Regions from separate parts of the Homo sapiens genome. Here region 1 is linked to region 2. A link is an interaction called in ENCODE POLR2A ChIA-PET data of the cell type or tissue named here. Cell type or tissue: PC-9. All regions are shown on one strand.

What was found. ChIA-PET counts read pairs that join two places held together with the same protein. Peaks named below come from ENCODE experiments on the same cell type or tissue, not always from the same donor. Only the 100,000 strongest peaks of a DNase experiment are listed, where the experiment ranks them.
Region 1: POLR2A ChIA-PET joins it to region 2 with 5 read pairs; 2 of 35 experiments call an interaction of 5 or more read pairs at or near these places.

What each region holds. Positions count from the first base shown.
Region 1 is chr19:35,004,758-35,008,757 of GRCh38, reverse strand. All of the region lies in intron 1 of GRAMD1A (GRAM domain containing 1A), which reads right to left. Among named protein-coding and RNA genes, the nearest start is that of GRAMD1A, 6.4 kb to the right of the region's middle. RefSeq lists enhancers at 3,437-3,981, 3,982-4,000. In PC-9, no CTCF peak of the experiment used is centred here; a DNase peak (open chromatin) is centred at 2,217; H3K4me3 peaks cover 469 bases; H3K27ac peaks cover 2,045 bases.
Region 2 is chr19:35,192,526-35,196,525 of GRCh38, reverse strand. No RefSeq gene overlaps it. Among named protein-coding and RNA genes, the nearest start is that of FAM187B, 34 kb to the left of the region's middle. In PC-9, no CTCF peak of the experiment used is centred here; no DNase peak of the experiment used is centred here.

The DNA of each region.
Region 1 (4,000 bases), 190 kb after region 2:
GCAAACTCTGCCTCCTGGGTTCAACTGATTCTCCTGCCTTAGCCTCCCAAGTAGCTGGGACTACAGGTTCCTGCCACCACACATGGCTAGCTTTTATATTTTTAGTAGATGGGGTTTAACCATGTTGGCTGGGCTGGTCTCAAACTCTTGACCTCATGATCTGCCCACCTTGGCCTCCCAAGTGCTGGGATTACAGGTGGGAGCCACCGTGCCCAGCCTACTTTAATTTTTTTTGAGACGGGGTCTTCCTAAGTTGCCCAAGCTGGTCTCAAAATCCTGGCCTCAAGTGATCCTCTGGCCTCAGCCTCCCAAAATGCTGGGATTACAGGCATGAACCACCGTGCCCAGCCCATGTAAAGTAATTCTAACAGAGCATGGCACATAGCGAGCTCTCAAAGACACCTGCTGTTTTATTTTATTTTATTTTAAGACGGAATCTCTCACTCTGTCACCTAGGCTGGAGTGCAGTGGTGTGATCTCAGCTCACTGTAACCTTCGCCTCCTGGGTTCAAGAGATTCTCCTGCTTCAACCTCCTGAGTAGCTGGGATTACAGGATCACACTACCATGCCTGGCTAATTTTTGTATTTTTAGTAGAGACGGGGGTTCACTATGTTGGCCAGGCTGGTCTTGAACTCCTGACCTCAAGTGATCTGCCCACCTCAGCCTCCCAAAATGCTGGGATTACAGGTGTGAGCCACCGCGCCTGGCCTATACCTCCTATTTTTAAAATTAACTTACTGATTCATACAACAAATATTTATTGAACAGCGACTTTCCACTCAGTTGTCGGAGCTAAAACCCTAAGCATCTTTCTTAATTTCTTTATTTTCTTCATCTCTCATTTCAAAATCTATTTCCATTATTTATTTTTATTTTCTTTTTAGAGATAGGGTCTCGCTCTGTCACTCAGGCTGGAGTGCAGTGGCACAATCACGGCTCACTGCAGCCTCGAGCTCCCGGGCTTAAGTGATCCTCCTGCCTCAGCCTCCCGGGTAGCTGGGACTGCAGGTACACACCACTGTTATCAGCTTTTTTATTTTTAAAAAATTTTTGTACAGATGGGGTCTAGCTATGTTGCCCAGGCTGTTCTCAAACTCCTGACCTCAAGTGATCCTCCCACCTTGGGCACTACCAAAGTGCTGGTATTACAGGTGTGAGCCACTGCACCCAGCTCTATTTCTATTATTTTTATTTTTTTGAGATGGGGTCTCTCTCTGTCGCCCAGGCTGCAGTGCAATGGCATGATCTCGACTCACTGCAACCTCCACCTCCCAGGTTCAAGCGATTCTTCCGCCCCAGCCTCCCCAGTAGCTGGGATCATAGGCACCCGCCATCATGCCCCGCTAATTTTTGCATTTTTTGTAGAGACAGGGTTTCACCATGTTGGCCAGGCTGGTCTTGAACTCCTTCCTGACCTCAGGTTATCCGCCCACCTCGGCCTCCCAAAATTCTGGGATTACAGGCGTGAGCCACCGCACCCAGCATCCGTTATTTTTATTATACCCATTTCTCCCTGCTCCAGCCTCCATCACCTCCAGCCTGGACACCCCAGCAGCCTCTTCACTGGTGTCCTACAACCAGAGGAGACCTGTGACCATCTGAGTCAGGTCTGAGCCCTGCCCTGGGTGCACCTCACTCCAGGTAAAAGCAAAGACCTCACCTTGGTGTGGTGATTTGGCCCTGGAACCTCACTGACCTCATGTCCTCCCTCTCCCTGTCCTTCCTCTCCCCTGGCCATCCCAGCCTGCTTTTGTCCCTAAGCTCTCCAATCTCATTCCCACGCCAAGGCCTCCACATTTGTAGTCCCTCCGCCTGAATGTCCTTCCATGGCCCCGGCATCACCAGCTCTGTCCCCTTCAGCTCAAATGCTCTCCTTCCGCATCATCCAGCCTAAGGCAGGCACCTCTGTCGCCACACCCCAGGCTATCTGGAGTGTCCTGCTTGTTTACTGTTTGTTTACTGTCTACCCAGACTGTGACCTTCAGGTCTTGGTTACCACCGGGTCCCTAGAGCCCAAAACTCTAGGCACATAGTGAATGCTCAATAACCACCAGAGGCTAAATGAATAATCTGCACGCTGGCTGGAGCTGGCATCAGTAGAGCCCGCAGGACATGGCCCCTGCCCTTGGGGAATGAGCCTTCTGGTGGGGAGGCAGACACTGAACAAACAGGACACTCCCAACTTCACTGTGCAAACACGAACTGTAATAAGGACTGTGGGGATGGCGTTGGGAACTTTAAAAGGACATTCTTTGTTGACTCCTTATCAGGAAATATGTCAAGCTCTCCGTATGATTAACCGTATTATTTCTCAAGCCGGTGCCTTTGATATGATTCACCATCCCTGCTTTACAGAGGAGGAAACTAGCTCAAAGCGGCAAACCACTTGCCATAGGATACGGGCCTGGTTTCTTTCTTTTTTCTTTATTTTTTGGAGACAAAGAGTCGCGCTGTCACCCAGGCTGGAGTGCAGTGGCACTATCTCAGCTCAGTGCAACCTGCGCCTCCCAGGTTCAAGTGATTCTCCTGCCTCAGCCTCCGCAGTAGCTGGGATTACAGGCACCCACCACCATGCCCAGCTAATTTTTTGTATTTTAGTAGAGACAGGGTTCCACCACGTTGCTGGTCTCGAACTCCTGAGCTCAGGCAATCCACCTGCCTCAGCATCCCAAAGTGCTAGGAGATTACAGCTGTGAGCCACTGCACCTGGCCATGGGCTTGGTTTATTTCAAGGCAGGATTCCCATTTAGGGGCCTTGATGTATTCTGGGGTGCAGGTGGGATTCCCTCCACCACCTGGGGCAACTCAAAGTTGTCTCTCTTACCTCCAAGCCTTAACATATGCCATTCTGTCTGTCCAGATCGTAGTTCTTCTTTGCCTAGCAAATCCTTATTTGTCCTTCAGGACTTTGGCTCATGCGTGACCCCACAGTCCCCTGGGCAGCTCCCATCCTGGACTACTCTGGGCCGTCACTGTCTGATGACAGGTCCAAGTCCTTCACGGGTCTGTGGGTCACTGCTCTGTCCCCAGCACAATGCGGGACAGGATGCAGGGTAGGCACTCATGTAACACTTGTAAAATAAATTTGTGGAATAAAATACGTGAATAAAATAATTAAACAGCCAGTGGCCCAGGCCACTGCTTTTCCCCTGGGCCATCCCAGCAGCCTCCTCCCTGGTCTCCCTGTTCCCATCCCTGCCCATACCTGTAGTGGGAGGGAGCCTGGGATCATCTGAGTCCATCAGGGTCCTCCTGGGTGGTCCCTCTCTGCCCTCATCAGCCCTGCACTCCCTCTCCCAGCTCCCGCCTTGGTCGGTGCCTCTGCTCAAAATGCCCTTCCTCCCAGACATCCACATCCACATCCACAGGGCTCCCCCACCTCCCTCAGGTCTCTGCTCAGTGGACACCTTCCCTACCTCCCTATTTAACACCCCCTACCCCGCCTCCCGATCCCCCTCCCTGCTCTCTTTCTGCAAAGCAAGTCTCCCTGCTGCCTCCCGGGACCTTCAGTATTTCCCCCTAGTTCTTATCCTTCTCTCCCCACCCCCAACCCCCACCCACGATGTTGAGTGTCCCCATCACCTAGAGCAGGGCCTGGCGTACAGGAGGTGCTCCGTGAGCACATACTGTTGGGGATGGCCTGGGTGATCGGCCCTCCTTCCCCGCCCCCCATAGAACTTGGGTTCCAGCAGGTGCACGACTCCTTGGACCCTGCAGGTCTCCAGGGCAGCAGCCTGGAGTGTGGGCCCCACAGTCCAAGGACCTTCCAGTCAAGTGCCACCGCGTCCTTTCTGTGTGACCCTGAGCTAGTGTCTGAACCCTCCTGTGCCTCAGTTTCCTCTTGGGTATGATGGGAATTAGTGCCCACCTCCTAGGGTTGCACAGAGATGGAGGTGAGGTGAGATCCACAAAGCCCAGTACCTGGAGGGCACCTGGTTTAACTACGCTGCTTTCCCTCCCACAGGGACTGGCGGACTAAGATGGAGTGTACAGCGCGG
Region 2 (4,000 bases):
CCTGTATCCCCTGACCTGAACTCAATACAGTCCAAAACTTGGAAATGAGCACTGTGGTGCAGACAGGGAGAAACCTAGGAGAGGCCTGGCTGAAGGAGCAGGAAAGGGTACTCCTAAAGTTCAGAGAGAGTGGGGAGAATTTATTTTCTCCCCCTTTTCTGTTTTCTTTCGAGCAATCCCATTGCAGTAGCAGAGCAGCTGGCAGAAGCCAAAAATTCAGGAAAGGACTTTTCTCTCCATTCAGTGGAAAGGATCAGACTCCATTGCTTTTTTTTCTCCCTCTCTGTTCTCCAACCTCTTGATCCTAGACCTGGCACAATCATGAAATTGGGCAGTTTCTGTCTGGAGGATCAGAAAGGGGAGCCCAGGGAACCAGAAAGTATCGGAAGATAACAGAGAGGGAAGGGCTTGAGAAAGTCACCCCATAAAGTTATTTATGAACTCATGGACTCATCTGGCCCTAATTAGCATGCCGCAGACTGGAAACTGAGCTAATGATTAGACTTCTGCCCAGGGCCCAGACTGACCACTGGATGACACATTTGGAAGATAGATCAGAATAGCATTGCAAATGCTTCAAAAACTGAACTGACATTGGAACTACAGGGCATAGAAGGCAAGTAGGAACTTAGCAGTCTGAATTTACCCAGGTTAACTGGCCACTAAAACAAAACCATCAATATTCTCAATAGGATTTAAACAAGACTCAGAGTGTCATAATATAATGTTCAAAATGTGCAGGATGCAGTCCAAAATTACTTGGCATACAAAGGATACCAAAATTCTTAACTCTCATGGGAAAAGACAATCAATTCATGCTATTGCAATGATGTAAACTTTGCAATTATATAAAAAAACTCTTAAAACAAATATTAAAGATATCAGCAAGGAAATAAAACACATGAAGAAGAAACAAATGGAAATTGTGCAACTGAAAAACACTATAACCAAAATAAAATATTCATCGAATGGGCTCAATAACAAAATGGAGATGGGAGAAGAGAGTCAGTCAACATAAAGATACAACAATAAAAATAACCAAATCTGTATAGTAGAAAGAAAAAAGACTTAAAAAAAAAAATTGAACAGTGCCTTAGGAACCTGTGGGACAACCACAAAGGTCTAACATTTGTATCCCAGAGGCCAGAGGAAAGTGCGGTGCTGAAAAATATTTTGAAGAAATAATGACAGAAAACATCTCAAGTTTAGCAAAAGCCATTGTGACATAATAAGAAGTAATTTTTTTTTTTTTTTTTTTGAGAGAGTCTAGCTCTGTCGCCCAGGCTGGAGTGCAGTGGTGCCACTGAAACCTCTGCCTCCTGGGTTCCAGCGATTCTACTGTCTTAGCCTCCCGAGTAGCTGGGATTACAGGCATGCGCCACCATGCCTGGCTAATTTTTGTATTTTTAGTAGAGACGGGGTTTCACCATGTTGGCCAGGCTGGTCTCCAACTCCTGACCTCAAATGATCCATCCGCCTCGGCCTCCCAAACTGCTGGGATTACAGGCATGAGCCACCGCACCCGGCCAAGAAATAAATTTTGGTCTATGCCTTCCCCCACTTCCTGACACACTGCTCCTAAAACAACTGAAATATTTTTGTATGCTAATGAGATGACTGATGGTTGGGGGATCCAGGACAGCTTCAGAATGAGGTCTCCTTGCCCAGAGAACCAAACACGTGATGAGTGGGCTAGAACTTCTAGCCACACCCCACCTCCATCTCTGGGGAGCGGGACGGGGAGTGAAGGTAGAGTTCATCACCAAAGGCCAACGATGCAATCAATCATGCCTATGTAATGAAGCTTTCCACCAAAACCCTAACAGATAGGGTTCTGAGAGCTTCTGGGTTGCTGAACAAGTGGAAATGCTAGGAGGCAGGTACAGCTGGACAGGACATGAAGCTCTGCACCCCTTCCCTCATATCTTGCCCTATGCATCTTCCATCCGGCTGTTCCTGATTTGGATTCTTTGTAACAAGTGGGTAAATACTGATACTGAGCAAGGTTCATTTTGCCTGCACTCAATAAGCCAATCACTGTGGCGAAAGGTTTTGCAAAAAATAAAGGGTTTGTTCATGAGACAGCCAAGTGAGGAGGTGGGTGAATGGGTCTCAAATCTGCCTCCCCAAAGATGGGATTTAGGGATATTTATGAGATAAAGAAGCAGAGTGGTCTGAGGTGTGGAGAAAGGGAATTGGGATAAGAAAAAGTGAGGTAATTGGCAATCTGCACACACATAGTCAAGCCTCATGGCTCTTCATAGGAAGCATGTTTAGAAAATGGTGGCGTTAGTATGATCTGTAGGAAGATCTTTATGGCCCTCTGGTGTCAGAAGCTCACCTCTTGGACATTCACGCAGGCCCAGGTGAAGTGGTCTCAAGCGGCTTGAACTGGACAAGAGCTGACCCCAAATTCATGAAAAATAACTTTAAGCAACTGTTACCATGGTGACCTATACATCAGAGATATTATCTATAAGGAAGATAGTAGATTGCTTAGTTACATGACTTTTAGCTATATAGTTATTAAGATTAACTAGAAGTAAGGAATTAAAAGTAAGTAAGGCAGTTTAAGTTCAGTGGGCTTAATCAAGTTAATTCTCAGTTTCAGCATACAGAGTGGGTTCTGTGAGCCATTCTAGCAAATGACTGAACCCAAGTAAAGGATCTTGTGAACCTGTAATTTGTAGCCAAGTCAGACAGAAGTTGTGGATAACCTGGGAATCTATCACTTATGATTGACATCTGAAGTGGGATGCAGTCTTACGGGACTGAGCCCTTAACTTTTGGGATCTGACACTGTCTCTAGGTAAATAGTGTTAGAACTGAATTGAATTGTAGGACTCCCAACTGCCATAGGAGAATTGCTTGTTTGGGGGGGGAAGGAACCCCACACATCTGGCATCAGAAGTGTTGAGTGCTGAGGGTGAGTATAGAAGAGGAAAAACAGTTTGTTTTCCCTATATACAGACTTAAACCTGCAGATTCAAGGAGCTAAGTGAACCCCAAATAGGATAAACCCACAGAAATCCATGCACAGACAAATCATAATTAAACTGCTAAAAATTAAATATGAAGAAAATATCTTGAAAGAAGAAAAAAAAAAAAAAAAAGAAAAGAAAAAAAACCCAACAAGCCAATACATGTGAATAATTCAAATGATGGCATATTTCTCAGCAGAAACCATGGAAGCCAGAAGGAAATGGCCTAATATTCTTAAAGTGCTGAAAGAAAATAAGTGTCAATCTGGAATTCTATCTCCAGTGAAAATAACTTTCAGGAATAAAGGCGAAATAAAGACATTCTTAGATTAAGTAAAACTAAGAAAATTCATACCCAGCGGAAATGCTGTAAAAAACATTGCTAAAGGAATTGCTTCAGACAGAAGGGAAATGATACCGGAAGGAAACTTGGAACATCAGGAATAAAGGAGGAACAACAGAAGTAATAACTACCTGGGTAAATATAATAGGCTATTCTCCTCTTGAGTTCCTTAAAATCTGTTTTACAGTTGGAAAAAAAAAAAACTATAACATTGGCCATGGAATTTTCATGAATGTGTATGTAATACATGACAAGTATAACATAAGGGGGAGAATTAAGAGACCTACTAGTGCTAAAGTTTTGAGTGATAAAATATTGTTTCTAAATACAGTGTAAAAAGTTCAGTGTGCATTTTGTAATCCCTAGAGTTACCACTAAAACTTATACAAATAGTTATAGTAAAAATCATAATTGATAACTTAAAATGGAAGACTAAACTATGTTCAAATAAGCAAAAAAAATGTCAGGAAAGGAAAAAGAGAGGAACAAAAACAAAATAGGCTGGGCACAGTGGTTCATACCTGTAATCCTAGCACTTTGGGGGGCTGAGGCAGGCAGATCATGAGGTCAGGAGTTCGAGACCAGCCTGGCTAACATGGTGAAACCTCATCTCTACTAAAAATACAAAAATTAGCAGGGTGTGGTGGTGGGTGTCTGTAATCCCAGCTACTCAGGA